2 separate regions of the Mus musculus genome follow, and region 2 is linked to region 1. The links are chromatin loops, found by intact Hi-C in ENCODE. Cell type or tissue: heart. All regions are shown on one strand. Each heading gives the region's core, and the rest is flanking DNA. Links, peaks and the distances in the headings are about the cores only.

Region 1 (2,908 bases), core at 211-2,710:
ATAGATTATTAAACATACACACCAAGAAATTCTACAACCATGAGCTTCACTTAGGGCCCGTCATAAAGTTCATATGAACGGTTTTGTCTAAAATAGCTTGAGTCCGGGCTGACCAGCAGGGAGCACTTCCTGCACCCGTGTATGAGCTCACTGTGGATTTTGCAGTGTTAGCCTTTATAAGCTGGCCCTAAGAAATGTTAGAGGTAGTAGCTTTCAGCTTCTGAGGTCTAAGCTATATCCCCTAGAGTGTATATTCAATAAACTATCCTTGCAACTCCAGAAGCCCAATAGCATCAACCCAAGGACATAGAGGGCTGACATAAAGCTATAATATTGTATTGAAAATAGGCAAAGAATTTTGTGTACTTCCTGTCTCAACCACTCCATCACAGAGTGAAAGCTACCAGTTCTGAAGTAAGTCAGTACCTGAGCCATGGTATTGAAATGATCTCAGCAGCCTGCAGGAGACAATTTATCTAGGTATTTTAAAGCTCTATAGAAACTAAAGCTGCTCTGAGTATAAATTTAGGGATATTCTGCCGTGAACTCAACTCACAGAGCAATAAAATCAGCTAAGATGCCAGGCAGTGATGGCGCACACCTTTAATCCCTGCACTCAGGAGGCAGAGGCAGGTGGATCTCTGTCAGTTCAAGGTCAGCCTGGTCTACAGAGTGAGTTCCAGGACAGGCAAGACTAAAGAAATGCTAAGATGACTCCTGCCTCCTGTGTGTCTGCTTCTTTCACTTTCACTAGTTCCATAATCCAGAATTCTATATTAAATCTCTTCTTTCTGAAAGAAATTACAATGGTTCTTTTCTAGCATTTGAACCCAAGATGCTCTAGAATAAGAAGAGACTATAATTTTACCTAGAACAAAACTTAAAAGTCTCTTATAAGTGATTAATTAGAAAAACAAAAAACCCTCTTTCTTGTTGGTGATATTTGATATTGATATTAGTAGTAGTAGGGGATTGATTCCCCCTGGCTTTGGCAGTTGGGATCAATCTAGTATACAAGGCCACTGCCGCAGACCCTGGAGGGCCTGGGGTGGGGGTGGGGTAAGAGCAAAGGTTTTCTGAGCTTTTATTTCCAGCCAGAGACTTTCACTTTTTCCAATCCACACTGTGGCCTACAAAAAACCAGCCTTGCTATCTGATGGGCGACATGCCAGGGGCTATTGTGCACAGGCCCACTGCCTGGAGCAGGAAAGGGAAGTCTCCCCAGACCAGTGACTATCAGAGGAAGCAAATGGAAACAGCAGGAGGCAGCATGACTGCTCCAGGGTATTTTCAGTTTTGTTTTTATCTTCATTTCAAAAACTGAGTCAATGAGAGGCACATCAACCGTTGAGAACAAGTGAGAGACGGACAGGCCATGATGCTGCTGAGCATATTTACTAGCAATGCCCAGGAGAGCTCCAGAAGGTGCAGAGCTCTACTATCAAAGCACAACTGACTCCACAGTCTTTGAGGGCACGCTGGTGGGAGGGATGGCAAGGGATGGGAGGGGGACTCCCAGGGGACAGCCTTTACTGATACTCCAGGCTGGCTGTGCTGCTCTAGCCACATCAAGAGGCCCAGGCAGCATCGCCGAAGCCTATCTGAAGAGCTTCCTCTGAAGGCATTCTAAATGGAAAGAGAAGTCCAGGGTTTAAGCATGAGCTGTTACAATTCGTCCCAGATTATGTCACTCTGCTAGTTTCTTTAACCCAGAGAAGCCGAGCAGAAACTGTTTGTATTCTGACTGAGGCTGAAATGCAGCCTCTCACTCTCCTCAGAGAACCCTCATCAGGAAGCTGATGCAATCAGGAAGCTGCCTCCACAGGGAGTTCTAGGGCTTTGGGTCAGTGTTAATGTGCAGGTCACTGCAAGTACAAAGAGATATTCTAAATCCTTTTCTCTTTTAGGGGACAGATGAGATAGGACAGTAATCTAATCTTTTTTCTTCTTCTTCAATAGAAAACTGGAAGCAACATTTCTTGAACTGCTAACATGGGGGATAAGGCTGTACAAAAATACTTCTCAACCTTTCTATCCCACAGACACTAGCAGCAACCTATGTTTCAGTTTTTAAGCAGGTATTATCATCATACACTTTATAATCTTACGTAGTATCACAGAATTTACTGTGAGGAGAAAAGAACCTCTGGAGTGAAGGAAGGAGACCATTTTATTTTCTCAATGTGTAATAGCAGAAACCACCTCAACCATCATGGTTTCTTGTCCCGGGACTGGAAGTTTATACTATGCAGTGTTTTGACTTTCTGCTACCAGCTATTGCTATAATAAGATTCCAGCTTTTCCCTTTTTCCCTTCATCTGAACTCACCCTCTACTTGGAGGTAGATATTTTTCTCCTTTTCACGGCATTACTGTCCTAGATTCCACAAAGCACCTCCTGCTGAAGTTCACATATCTGTGGTCTATTTGTCTTCCCTCTCTTTAGAAGCTTATTCCTCTCATTTGCTGAGATCTCTAAAATATTCTGATCATATATATGGTATACTGTATATGTGTATGATGATAGAGGCTGTGTGTGTGTGTGTGTGTATATATATATATATATATATATATGTATGTATAATACCACCCCACCCCACCCCTTAAGCCACTAGCTTTCACCAAACACCTTCAAAAGATCAATTGCCTCCACTGATCTTCAGGGTTGCAGTCTGGCCTGCTGACCATGGGATTAAAGTGGAAAAGCAAGAAAGGTATAGCTCAGGTAGAGCGCTGATAAGTATGGCTAGAGTCTTGAGTTCAACCCCCTGTACTGGGGGTGGGAGGGAAGACGGTGTAACAGAGGCAAAGGCTCTTAAGATACACTAGGACAAAGGGATTAGAATGTACCTTCTATAAATACATTAGTTGTGATTTGACTATGTAGTTTCAGGGCACCACCCAGCAAA
Region 2 (2,908 bases), core at 280-2,779, 51 kb after region 1:
CCGAATGCCTCTTTCAAAAAGTTACATAGTTGCAGGGGTAGCGCAGGATAAATATAAAAGCCGGGTTTTTCCAAAAGTAGGGTTTGAGTTATAACCCTCAGCGCTCAAGGATTCTTAACTTCCAGTAATCTGCGAGGAGCGCAGCTCGCATTTCTCAAGCCTGCTATTGCTAACAGGGATCCGCGTCGAATAGCGTCGCAGTGGATGCCCCGCATACCCTCCCCCCGCGTCCCCCTCCCCCGCGCAGGAGAGCGCACAGAGCTCCAGAGCAAAGCCCCGGGAACTCACAGGCCAGCCTGTGTGAGCAAAGGGAAGGAAATGACACAGGCAGGAAAAAAAAAAAAAAAAAAAAGCAAATCAAGGAAAAGACACAACAGCAGCTGGGCCTGCACCAGGCTCCAGCCCCGGCCCCACACTGAGCTCCGGCTCCCCCACCCTCAAGCTCGCGCGCCAGCTCGCTGGGGACCGCAGTGGGCCGCCCGACGGGCCTCGGTCCCGCAGACCCCTCCCCGGGATACGCCGGCCGCATGCCCGGAAAGAGAGTTGCCGAGTGGGTTTGGCCGGTAGGGCACCCCCGGAGGTAGCCAGAACGGCGCCCCGATCGAGGCACCGCGGAGAGGCGAGCGGTCCGCGATCCTCAGCCCCGGGCCCGGCGAACTGTCCATGCCTTGTCAGGCGGCGGCCCAGGGTCCTCCTCCCCTCAGCCTGGGGCGGGGCGTCGCGAAGCAGCGCGGGCACAGGCCGGGGCGGTGGCGGTACTCACCCATGGTGGCGATGGCGGAGGCGGCGGTGGCGACTACAGCCCAGAAGTGTCACCTCCGCAGCCGGGGCTGCATGCCGGGGGAGCGGGCGGCGGGGACGGCAGCGGGCCTGGCTCCGCGCGGGGGCCGTGGGCTGCGCTCGGGGCCCCCGCCGCCTCCCCAGGCTCCGGCTCCGGCCGCGGCCGGGCGCTGTGGCATGAGCAGGTTGGCCCGCTACATCCCCGGCGCTCCCAGGCTCGGCCCAACCCGGCCTCGGCGGCGCCACTCGACCGGGCCGCCTGCGAGTCCTGAAGTCCAGAAGACGCTCCGACCGGCCACTGTTCTCCACCTCAGGAACGCTCCGAAAAACAAACCGCTGGGCGCGCAGCAAGCCTTGCAGCCTGTCACTCATGCCAGCATCTGCCAATCGCATGCAGCCGCTGGGCCTTGGCACTACCCCCACTCTCATTACCAGCCAATAACCAGGAGGAAGTCAGATACTCCCGCCTCCTCCTCCCCGCTCTCTCCCAACGCCCTCACTCTCATCCGCCAGCTAATCACGACGGACCAATCCCGCCTACTCTCACAGGATGCCAATGGGCGAAGTCAAGGCGATTTCCGAGGGCTGGCTAGAGCCTGCCAATCACTGAGACAGCGCCCGTCCTCTCGCGCCTAGCCAATCACGGAGAGAGCGCTGAGTACCCGCCGCGGAGTGTCGCTAGCTGGCGCTCTCAGCCTCTCTGGCCAAGGTGTGGGCTGCTCCAATCACTGCTCCGGCTTGAGGCTCCGCCCACAACCCTCTGCTCAGTTGCGGAACCCTCGGCGGGCGCGCGGGCTGGCGCCGTTCCCCTCGGCGGCTACCCCGGCCTGGCGCCTTGCAAAGTCGTCTTCTGTAGAGGCCCTCAGAAAAAGAAAACCTTCGGCCCTATGGTTGTCGGTTGTTGGCGACCTCGAGGTGCTGAGGTGTCCGGCCCCTGCTGGGGCAAAGTGTCTGGCGCGGATTGGGCAGGGAAGGTTTGGCTCGATGCTTTCAGGCTACTTGAGCTGCGCGATACCCTGAGTAGCCTCGGCTTACAGGCAGGGGGATGGTCTTGTTACTTCTCTCATCCCCCTGGGTCTCAGACCTCCGAGGCCACACCTGATACTCCGTCTTCAAAGGCTAGGCTAGTGCTGGAATGTGGGTCCCCACATTCTGAGTTCTGCTAGAGTTGCTTTTGGACAAGTTTTGCTCTTAGAATTATAAAAGCGAGACACGTTTTTAAAAGAAAACTTAAAAGTGCAGGAAAACAGAAAGAAAAGCCCTACCCTGAAGATAGTTTTATCTATTTCCTACCTAGATATGCAACGTTAGACAAAAAATAACTTCATATTGTTTTCTGGTGTGCTTACACTTTTGTGCTTCCTGTGCCACTAAATATTGTCTCAAAACAATTGTACTGGCTGTGTGATCTTTCAAAAGAGCATTGTGATTAACTTTTTCAACCTCCATTGTTTCAATAATTCATACACCCAGTCTTAAGATTCCAACTCTACCACAGTTAGTGTGGCTTCCCTTTCTCTGGAGACAGTTCCAATGACATATTTCAGATTCCAGAAAAATCTGATGCCATTTTCAGTTGTCATTTAGAAACACTTACCTTAGGAGGTGGCTTTGGAGTATCAGATCTCTTAAGGAGTGTCTTACGCAATTCTTTTTCTTCATCCCCACTCTCAACCCATACTATTAACTTTATTGTCCTCTCTCTCTCTCTCTCTCTCTCTCTCTCTCTCTCTCTCTCTCTCTCGTGTGTGTGTGTGTGTGTGTGTGTGTGTGTGTGTGTGTACGAGGTGTTTGTTGTTTGAGACAGAGTCTCTAACCTAGACTGTCCTGGAACTTTTTTTTTTGTTTTTTTGTTTTTTTGTTTTCCGAGACAGGGTTTCTCTGTAGTCCTGGAACTTCTTTGTAGTCTGGTCTGAAACTCACAGATCTATCTGCCTCTACCCCCTGAGTACTGGGATTAAAATTAAAGGCCTGTGCCACTGTATCTAACTCGTTTTTCTTCAAACTCTCAAGTCTCATATTCTCACTTGATTAAGTCCCTAATTTATGCCGGGTAATGATGGTGAACGCCTTTAATCCCAGCACTTGGAAGGTAGAGGCAGAGGCAGGCAGATTTCAGAGTTTGAGG

What was found. Peaks named below come from ENCODE experiments on the same cell type or tissue, not always from the same donor. Only the 100,000 strongest peaks of a DNase experiment are listed, where the experiment ranks them.
Region 2: it touches region 1 in a loop (3-fold over the local background); 10 of 42 quality-filtered maps call a loop at or near these places.

What each region holds. Positions count from the first base shown.
Region 1 is chr11:106,133,664-106,136,571 of GRCm38, reverse strand. The region is part of intron 6 of Map3k3 (mitogen-activated protein kinase kinase kinase 3); the gene reads right to left. Among named protein-coding and RNA genes, the nearest start is that of Gm10840, 24 kb to the left of the region's middle. In heart, for the core only: a CTCF peak has its summit at 1,254 (motif pointing right); DNase peaks (open chromatin) are centred at 1,181 and 1,781; H3K4me3 peaks cover 451 bases; H3K27ac peaks cover 965 bases.
Region 2 is chr11:106,082,789-106,085,696 of GRCm38, reverse strand. Map3k3 (mitogen-activated protein kinase kinase kinase 3) reads right to left here and starts at 1,110. Exons shown (of 16, transcript NM_011947.4): 1 at 764-1,110. The coding sequence starts at 767. In heart, for the core only: CTCF peaks have their summits at 559 and 1,450; DNase peaks (open chromatin) are centred at 686 and 1,356; H3K4me3 peaks cover 2,047 bases; H3K27ac peaks cover 2,004 bases.